2 separate regions of the Homo sapiens genome follow, and region 2 is linked to region 1. A link is an interaction called in ENCODE POLR2A ChIA-PET data of the cell type or tissue named here. Cell type or tissue: endothelial cell of umbilical vein. All regions are shown on one strand. Each heading gives the region's core, and the rest is flanking DNA. Links, peaks and the distances in the headings are about the cores only.

Region 1 (5,330 bases), core at 184-5,183:
CATTACAGAGTGAACTTATACAAACCTAGATGGTACAGCCTACTATACACCGAGGCTGTGTAGTAGCCTATTATTCCTAGGCTACACCCTGTACAGCAGGCTACTGTACTGAAAACTGCAGGGAATTGTAACACAATGGTATTTGTATATCTATATATAGAAAAGGTACAGTAAAAATATGGCATAAAAGATAAAACATGGTACGCCTGTATAGGGCACTTACCATAAGTGGAGCTTGTAGGACTGGTAGTTGCTCTGAGTGAGTCAGTATGATGAGTGGTGAGTGCATGTGAAGGCCTAGGACATTACTACTATAGACTTTATAAACACTGTACAGTTAGGCTACACTAAATTTATTTTTAAGTTTCTTCAATAATAAATTAGCCTTAGTTTACTGTAACTTTTTTACTTTATTTATTCTAGAGATAGCTGCTTTCTCTGTTGCATAGACCGGAGTGCAATTATAGCTCACTATAAACTCAAACTCTGGGCTCAAGTGATCCTTCTGCCTCAGCCTCCCTAGTAGCTAGGTTATAGGTGTGTACTACCGTTCTCAGCTAATTTTTAAAAAGTTTTTAGCAGACACAAGGCCTTGCTATGTTTCCCAGGCTTGTCTTCAGCTCCTGGCCTTAAGTGATCCTCCCGCCTCAACTTCCCAAAGAACATTTTTACTTTATAAACTTACATTTTAAAAAATTTTTTGAGGCTGGGCATGGTGGCTTACGCCTGTAATCCCAGCACTTTGGGAGGCCAAGGCGGGCAGATCGTTTGAGGTCAGGAGTTCGAGACCAGCGTGACCAACATAGTGAAACCCCCATTTCTACTAAAATACAAAAATTAGCCGGGCGTGGTGGCGGGCGCCTGTAATCTCAGCTACTCAGGAGGCTGAGGAAAAAGAATCCCTTGAACCCAGGAGGCAGAGGGTGCAATGAGCCAAGATCGCGCCACTGCCCTCCAGTCTGAGCAAGAGCGAGACTCCCTCTCAGAAAAAAATAAAATAAAATAAAAAACTTTTTGACTCTTTTGTAATAATACTTAGCTTGAAACACAAACACACTTTACAGCTGTAGAGATATACTTGTCTATCTTTATTCTGTAAGCTTTTTTCTGTTTTTAAAATTGTTAATTTTTTTTAATTTTACTTTTTAAACTTTGTTAAAAACGAAGACACAAACACACACATTAGTCTAGGCTTTTACTGGGTAAAGAATGTCAGTATCACTTTCACCTCCACATCTTGTCCCACTGAAAGGCCTTCAGGGGAAATAACACACGTGGAGCTGTCATCTCCTGTGATGATAATGCCTTCTTCTGGAATACTTCCTGAAGGACTTACCTGAGGCTGTTGTATCGTAACTATTTTTTTTTTTAATAAGCAGAAGATATACACTCTAACGATAAAAAGTATAGTAAATACATAAATCAGTAACACAGTCATTTATTCTCATTATCAAGTATTATGAACTACACATAACATATGTGCTATACTTTTTTATGACAGTGGAGTGGGTTTGTTTACACCAGCATCACCACAAATGCAGGTAGTGCGTTGCATTTAAACAACCATTAGGATGGCTACGAAGTCACTAGGTGATAGGAGTTTTTTACCTCTATTATAATCTTATGGGACAACCATCATTTCTGTAGTTCATCGTTGACTGAAACATAATTATGCAGTGTGTGACTGGATATCAAATATAGTGAGAATCAACTTGTGATCTAATGCTTGAATTTGATAAGGAGCCAAGAGAGTTACCTATTTTTGGTCCCAATAATCTAAAACAATAATAAAGTTTGTTTAACTGTGCTCTGAATCATAGCATAACCAAAATTATTTGCATATGTAAGCATGTTTGAATTATAAGCTAAAGCTATTTTGTCATATTTTTATTCATTTATTCATAGAATCATATGCCTTTCTAAAATTTAGATTTAGTTTTAAAACTATTCTCACGACTTCAGTCATTATTTCTATGTACATAACTTCCAAGTCAATACATGCAGACCTGATCTCTATTGTTCTTGTGCATTTCTATTCCACTAAACCAGTGCCACCTAAAACTTAATGTTTAAAAACAAAATTATCTTCCCCTAGCCTACCTCCTCCTTCTCCTGTCTTTTCTATTTTTCTTTATTTGCTCAGTTACTCAACAAATGTTTGAGTCAACACTGCCGGAAACTAGGAGTGCAAGGGTAATATAAAGCATGGTCTCACTGCCTTCTGAGGAGCTTACATTCTAGTGAGGAAAGGCAAACCAGAGAATACAGTACAGTGGGATCAATGTTATAAACGTATGTACATTGTACTGTGAGAACACAGGGGTGAGGAAGTGAGAGAAGTCAAATATGGCCAAAGTATAGAGAGTAAAGGGGAAAGTGGCATAAAAGTAGGCTGGAGAGTTTGGGAGAGGTCAGATCATATGGGACAGTTTGGATTTTATATTAAGAGCATTGGGAAGCCCTTGGAAGGTTTTAACTTGGGGTTCACATAATCAGATTTTTGTGTTAGAAAGATCACTCTGAATGTTGAGTGGGGATAGATGAGAAAGAACAATGGTGGATGAAGGAGAAAAAAACAACTTTTGCTTTTTAGGAGGTTACTGCAGTAATTCAGCAGAAGGAGTACAGGGGCCTGGACTCCATAGTGAGCTATCTTAAACTCAGCAAATAAATAGGCCTTCAGTAACTTTTGCTTGAATATAAAGACGAATGAATGCTATGAGGAAGATGCATGCTTACCTCATTGGTTATTATGAAGCGCCTTAGCCTATTGAGTTCTTTTTGTGTGTTACTTGTTATTATGGCTTATACTCCGGCCCCACCTCCTGAACCAGGAAGGGCCAAATCGCAGAATGATGAGTTTATTTCCTGTTCACAGTGGAAGAATCTAGGTACTGATCAAGCATCGTTTTGCAGAGTAGCACAGACTACCCTATGAGGTTGGTCCCCAGATGGATCTGTATGTTGTCTCTGATAGCAAATTAAATCCATTAAAGTAATAATGGACCTCAGGTGAAGAGAGCAGCAGTCTCTGGAGGGAGCTGTGAGTATGAACAGGTGATTGGGTTTAAGAGAAACTTCCATATTTCATTTTGGTTTTAAAACTGTTTGGTACCCAGTCAGCCACAGGCCTTATGTATCAACTGGATGAAATAATTTAAGAGGCCTAGAAAATCAGGGCAGATTGCTTTTTTCTGTGGAGATTTCCAATCTGAAACCAAATTTTGGAAATAATGAGCAGCTTTATATGTGAGCTATTATTATAGGCAGCTGAGCTCAGCTCATCTTGGCCTTCCTCATAGAGCCCATGAGGGATAAAAATAGAAATACTCTTATTGCTAAAAGCCTGGATTTTATCTGCAGCATGACTTCTGGATAATCTCTGCAAGAAGCCATGCCAGTAAAATTATTCCCTTAGGTTCCAGCTTCCCACAGGGTTTTGATGTGTCAGCTCTATAATTTTATTTGATTTCCTGCTCCATGGTTTCCTTTGCTATTGCTGTCACTGATAAATAACTCAGGTGTATAATTCCTACCATGATTTACACGTATTATGTGCTATTCTGAGGTCAAAAGGAAACCTGAGACTCTCAGGCTGAAACATTTACCTACTAAAAAGCTATGCACAAGTGTGTATTGGGGCTGCATTCTATAATCTTCATGAGAGTCTTGATTCTAAGTTTTGTCCTCTACCCATGTGTGGCAAATTTAACATGTTGTGAGTGGCTTAGGTAAGATGCTTCTAATAAGTTGGCTTCTCTATTAGGTTTTAGACTTGGTTCATCAACTTAGATATGAAACTTGACTGTGGTAAACATCAAGTCTCCAAGCCCAGGTATGCATGTTGTACAAAGTCCTTTGGTCTTTACAACTCCACAATTTAGATGTTTAAATGTTCAAAGAATATTAGAGGTAAAGTGCGTTGCCAGTGAACGGATTGGTGTTTGTCATTGTCTGGATAGTAGGGAAGCTAGCACTACTGGGTTTACCTCATTTTAGTAAAACTGGAAATATAAAGCATATACAACATAAATTCATTTGGGATAAAAATAAACCACCAAGTCAGAAAAGAGTTCTTAGCTTGTCTAAAGGACAGAGGGTAATAACATACAATGGAATTGTTATTTATAGTGGAATACTCGTTCATGGGTTGGAAGAGGTTGAAATGGGACTAAGCTCATAAGATGCCACTTTAAAAATCTAGAGACACTGTTTTCTCTCCAAATCGGGAAAAATCCAGTCTTTTGATATGACTAACTCTTGGAAATAGCTCTGATTTTAGAACCCACTAAAGTTTTTGGTTTTTCAAAGCTTAGAGCACATGAATTTGTCAGCAATGTATATATATTTCAGGACCAGATGGAAGAAATTCAATAACAGAATGAAGAATGCTCTAAGGCTTATAGGTATCTGCTTAAAAATACTTTGACAGGGAGTTAATGTAGGAACTGTTTTCACGTCATAGTGCTTTTATGGTGTTTTTTTTTTGTTGTTGTTGTTGTTTTTTGAGACGGAGTCTCTCTCTATCACCCAGGCTGGAGTGCAGTGGCACCATCTCGGCTCACTGCAACCTCTGCCTCCCGGGTTCCAGGGGTTCTTCTGCCTCAGCCTCCTGAGTAGCTGGGACTACAGGCGCCCGCCACCATGCCCGGCTAATTTTTGTATTTTTAGTAGAGACAGGGTTTCACCATATTGGCCAGGCTGGTCTCACCTCCTGACCTCGTGATCCGCCCACCTCGGCCTCCCAAAGTGCTGGGATTACAGGCGTGAGCCACTGCATCCGGCCGCTTTTATGGTGTTTTTATTTCCCCACCTTTTTGTTAAAGAATAAGATCTTGAGAGTATCATGGGTAATCAGATGTCAATGTTGTTAATGTTTGCCCCAAAAAAGAAGATCAGGTTTTCTTTCCATTCATCTGCAAACTTTATCTGTAAACACCATATAGTAAATATGTTAGACTTAGCAGATTACATATGGACTCTGTTGCATATATTTTTTTGTTTTTAAATAACCCTTTAAAAATGTAAAAGCCCGGCCGGGCACGGTCGCTCACGCCTGTAATCCCAGCACTTTGGGAAGCCGAGGTGGGTGGATCACCTAAGGTCAGGAGTTAGAGACCAGCCTGGCCAACATGGCGAAACCCTGTCTCTACTAAACATACAAAAATTAGCTGGGCGTGGTGGCGGGTGCCTGAAATCCCAGCTACTCGGGAGGCTAAGGCAGGGAGAATTGCTTGAACCCAGGAGGCAGAGATTGCAGTGAGCCGAGATCGTGCCACTGGACTCCAGCCTGGGTGACAGAGACTCTGTCTCAAAAAAAAAAAAAAAAA
Region 2 (5,330 bases), core at 240-5,239, 87 kb after region 1:
CCTGTAATCACTCAGAAATGTCTCACAAGCACCAACCCTAACATGGAATCTAGTTGACTTGTGTGAGTCACCCTGTAGCAGAGCAAGGGGAGGGTGAGTCATGAGTTTGAGGGCAAACACATTCATGATGTGGGAGCAAGAAAATGTCTCCAGCAGGTGTCTAGGACTGTGGACCTAAGACAGCCTCACAGGATCTCCATGACCCAGGAAGACCCAGAGGAGCCCAGAGCAAGGCAGACACGACAGGGAAACCTGAAGACTTGAAGGGGCCTTGGAGTTGGAACAAGGAAGAGACATCAGGGATCCACCTGGACGGGAAACTAAACACCAAATGGGCCCTCGTACATCTCAGTGAATTCCAGCTTGGACAGAAGACAACATTGAGAAGACCAGACACTGACCCTGCCATAATGAGTTGACTCCATGGTACTGCTTCCTACCCACAATCTCACATCACTCATGGACGATATGGAAGGGAAGAGGAGGTCATCTAGCAGAAAGGAGGCTGAATCCAAGTTCATTCATAGATAAAGAAAGGAAAGAACCTAGACCAATGAACAGATCTAGTCCTTCATTTAAAAGACCCCACCGAATGTTGACGAAGGATAAACACATAACAGATGTCTGCAATGCAGTGAGAAATAGAAACGGTTCATGTTAAAGGATACACTGGGGCTGGAGATGCAAGCAGAGAAATTCCAGTGCTTGCCTGCAAGGTAGGGCTTCTCAGAGAAGGCCCTCATAGACAGTTGATATTTCAGGGATGAATAGGGATTTAGCAAGCAGATGGAGGAGGGATCCTTACCTCCCTATATCTTCCTATATCCCTCCTATATAGGAAGGATATAGGATATAAGATATTGTCTTCCTATATCCCTCCAAATGCATGATTTTCAAGAGAAGTCCATATATTCCTTGTATAACTATAGCCCATAGTTCTTTCAGAAACATGGCAAATCTCTCAGGGTTATCCTCCTTTTGATTAGTAAATGGGGCAGTCCCAGAGGGATAAGATGGATGTGGCCTGAGTCTCAACCCTGATGAATACAATCAGCAGCTTGCAGGAAATGAATTCCATATCCTTTTGTAGATTTGTTGAGGCCATTTCTAGAGTTTAGTCTTGAACTAAAGACTTAGATCTCAAGGCATTCGGGTAGTCTCATAAAATGTGCAATCCGTAAGAAAAATATAGTTAAGCCATCTAACATATATTATCTCCATACTGACCAAACTTCTGTAATGAAACAAATCTCAAATTATCATGACATACTCTTATCTGTCATGACTTTCCCCAAAATACTGTATTTTGCTATTTTTTAAACAGAGAAACATGACTGTTGATTCAAAGAAACTTTTCTATCACCCTTCTAGAAACAATATCCCTAAACTTAACTTTTATAATAGAATAACAAATAAAACATATTATTGTTCTCTCCATTATTTACAAAATAGCAAATAATTGTATTATAGAAAACAATAAAAGTCATTGTACTGTTTTGAATTTTTTTACCTCATTAGAGATGTCTGTTCCAGAGAGATCTATTGATACCAAGGAAAAGATGTTTACAATATATCCAATTCCTTGGGCAGTCAAATGTTCACAATTTCGTAAACTCAAGTAGTTTAAATTAGGGCAGCTAAAAGAAAGTAGCATGGATTAATTTTAGCTGTCAATCATATTGTCAGTAAGCAATTTCTTCATATAAAAACTATCTTGGGAAAACAAATGGTATTGAAGCAAAGATTTTCCTTTACTCAACATAAAAGTAAGACTAAAAGTAGAAAGTAATTTGACATTACAAAGTTGCATGAAAGGGCAGTAGATTATTATATGACTTTCTTTCTGTAATTTAGTTTCGTATTACAATTTCTAATAAGGAAAAAATATGTCACATATCAAAAACTATCATGTAAGTACCATAGTGAATGACCACTAAAAGTGCAAGTTAAGAACCCTACTTATCCCTTACAAGTTTGCTACAGGAATTGTACAAGACCTCTGACAAGAGGGGAGTCAAGAATAAACCAGCCAGAACACCCCTTGGGAAATGCTGGAGTAAAGATAATCTCCTGGAAAAGGGAGATTAGAGAAAATCTCCTTGAAAAAGTACAGGGAAGCCACCCATATCTAGATATTCATCATTTCAGGAACGACTCCCTCAGATGTAATTTAAATATAATAATATAATTTAAAAATTGGTCCAATCTATGACTTCAATGTCTTTCACATGGTTTCACTGAACATTTAACCAGCTTCTGGGCATCTCTGATGTTCCCCCAAATGTCATGAAATCTTTGCTTTTAGGTGTCTCATGTCTCCTATTATCAAATATACAATACTAATGATATGATGTAAAAGACTGTTTTATCATACCGCTCAGATAGTTTCATAACAGAGGCATCACTTAGCCGCACACAGTTGCTTAAATTTAGCTCTCTTATCCTCATGCTTGCAGGACCATCAAGAAATTGCTTTAGTCCCATATCACCAATTCTGTAGGAAAGAGAGAAAAATTTTACATGTGATTCTATATATAAACATATAGAATAGTATTAAAGTAATAGCTACCATACCCAATATATTTCTAAAATAGCAAGGTAATATCTATATACTGGTATTTTGTCAATATTTTAAAACCAAATTTGATTATATAGATTTTAATGTAATAAAATGTATAAATGAGAGGAATGGGAGAAGTATTAATTAAAATGTTATTTCTGTTCCTTTGTTCATAATTTTTAATAAGACAGATGGCCCTCAAGGTCTTTTTCTCTTGGGTTAAAAAGTGATCAAGTTAAGTAGTCCCTGATACCATTTCCTGCAAAAGAAAAAGATCAAAACTTAGGAGAGTGAGAACCAAGACTAAGAGTCAAACTACTGCCATGATTTTGGAGGAATTTTCACTAAATACAAGGTCAATTTGCTGGATAGGAAACCCAATATGAGCCCTTTGGCTTCTTTCCTTCTGAATCAGAGAAAACCTGATGCTGGAAGAAGACCTTGACCTCAGCCTTCCCAAACTATCCTAATCAGAAACTTCTTCTGTGTGTCAGTGCCATAACCCTACCATGTTGATCTTGCTTTATAAATGGCTGGATGTCTGTTTGGCCCATCAGTTCCCTGTCTTCCATTGGGATCTTCATTTCTAATTCCAATTGAGAACCACCAGATCCTTCTAAGAAGCATTTCAGCAAATAAAGCAGGACAGGAGTTTCCACCATTGCAATCCTAAGAGGCAGTTTCACAACAGCTCTACAGGTGGGCGTACAGATGGGAAGAACACTGGGAGCAAAACATACTGATTGCTGACATCCGTTTACACCCTCCGTTTGTTCAGATTTGCAAAGAACTGAGCAGTTAAGGCAAAAGATATCCTGTTTCAGCTGAATGAGCCATAGTAGGTGGATGCGATGCCTGTGTGCCCATCAACCTTCCACCTATAAGAGGGGGAGTGTGCCAGCACCTAGGAAAGCAGTTAAGGATGTGTGTGTGTGTGTGTGTGTGTGTGTGTGTGTAGAAATTCATATTATAGTCAAGAAAGGATTAAAAGTGAATGGAAAAGATTATTGAGGTAATGATCCAAATTAATTGGTTAATACATTTAGGGCCAAACCTGGATATCAAAAGTATCCATGCTGTTTTTTTGTTTGTTTGTTTGTTTTTTAATACACAAGCTGGGGTTTCATCCCTAAAGATTCAGACTCAATAGCTCTGAAGTGGGGCTTGGGCATCTATAGTTTTTTTTGTATGTTTGTTTGTTTGTTTTTGAGACCAAGTCTCTCTCTGTCGCCCAGGCTGGAGTGCAGTGGCACGATCTCAGCTCACTACAAGCTCTGCCTCCTGGGTTCACACCATTCTCCTGCCTCAGCCTCCCGAGTAGCTAGGACTACAGGCGACTGCCACCATGCCTGGCTAATTCTGTGTATTTTTAGTAGAGACGGGGTTTCACCATGTTAGCCAGGATGGTCTCGATCTCCTGACCTCGTGATCCGCCCACCTGGGCCTCCCAAAGTGCTGGGATTACAGGCGTGAGCCACCACGCCCGACGGGCATCTATAGTTTTATTCAGCTCCTCAGGTGATTCTGACACCTTAGGATTTTTACTTTTAAATTCTTTTAAATATGTATTTTTAATTTATCTTTTTGTTGCTGATTCCCATTGCTTTGTAGAGAGAGAATACCATTTGTTGATAAAAATAGTTTGAAAGTTGCTGGAACTTGCTTTTAAATTTTGTCCATGCATGATTTTTTAAAGGATTGATGTGTGTTTGAGAAAAACAAAAATTCTTTAACTACCCAACTTACTATTTTAGGTTTAACTCTTATATGTACATATTAAAATCTTAAAACTCTGAAATTAAGCTTAATCTTTTTACCCTATATGTTATACTTTTTCATCCTCCCTCTGTTGTCATTTCTTCAGAATGATCTCCCAGCTCTATACTTCTCTCCTCTGTGAGTTCTAATCTGCTGATCAGCATTCCATTGTTTATTTCAATAACTATATTACATCATTTGTTTCTAAAAGTTAGGTTTTTTTCCCAGATAAATCTAATTGTTTTATTATGTTTGGTTGTCTGCTCATATTTCTGATCCCATTTTTTATTTCTTCAAACATTTCATACATGTTTACTTAACAATCCATGTCTGACAATTCCTGTATCTGAATTACCTGAAGGTCAAATGTATCTTGCTGTTTCTGTGACTCTTTCTCATGGTGACTTATATCTTTGTGCATTTTGACAATCTTTGACTTTGAGCACCTATTTATTTGATCTTAATCTCTAGCCTGAGAAGCTTTGTGCTAACTTCTTCCAGGAGCTCAGGAACTACCTACCTGAGACCACTCTGCCCCCTTAAAGAGGTACAAACCCTACAGAAGTCTCAGGTTCTGCCTCCCTACTTTGAGTCTTGCTCAGAGCTGATTCTCTCAAAGGCAATTGTTGTCATAAAATTTGTGCTCAGAGCTGCTCAACCTTTTGTGTTTGCTGGCTATTCACTATTCATCTCAAGGAATTTGTTCATTGAGAGAGTAGAAAAGAATGAGGGGATTCAAGGCTACTGGATATTTCTCTTACTCTTTGTGAGCTCAGCAGTATATTGAAAATATATTTAATCACGGATCTGAATATTTTTGGCAGAGCCCTTTGAAGTGTCTTGTCACCTCTACTTCTGGAGGCAGAAAACTTCCATTTAAGATTAATTAGGCAAGGCGCAGTGGCTCACGCCTGTAATCCCAGCACTTTGGGAGGCCGAGGCAGGTGGGTCACCTGAGGTCAGGAGTTCAAGACCAGCCTGGCCAACATGGTGAGACCCTATCTCTACAAAA

Evidence for each region. ChIA-PET counts read pairs that join two places held together with the same protein. Peaks named below come from ENCODE experiments on the same cell type or tissue, not always from the same donor. Only the 100,000 strongest peaks of a DNase experiment are listed, where the experiment ranks them.
Region 2: POLR2A ChIA-PET joins it to region 1 with 11 read pairs; 1 of 35 experiments calls an interaction of 5 or more read pairs at or near these places.

What each region holds. Positions count from the first base shown.
Region 1 is chr7:102,788,723-102,794,052 of GRCh38, forward strand. All of the region lies in intron 7 of FAM185A (family with sequence similarity 185 member A), which reads left to right. Among named protein-coding and RNA genes, the nearest start is that of FAM185A, 42 kb to the left of the region's middle. In endothelial cell of umbilical vein, for the core only: no CTCF peak of the experiment used is centred there; a DNase peak (open chromatin) is centred at 2,826.
Region 2 is chr7:102,875,957-102,881,286 of GRCh38, forward strand. It overlaps FBXL13 (F-box and leucine rich repeat protein 13), which reads right to left. Exons shown (of 21, transcript NM_001394494.2): 16 at 2,375-2,494; 17 at 1,511-1,637. Among named protein-coding and RNA genes, the nearest start is that of LRRC17, 34 kb to the right of the region's middle. RefSeq lists an enhancer at 1-799. In endothelial cell of umbilical vein, for the core only: no CTCF peak of the experiment used is centred there; no DNase peak of the experiment used is centred there; H3K27ac peaks cover 1,441 bases.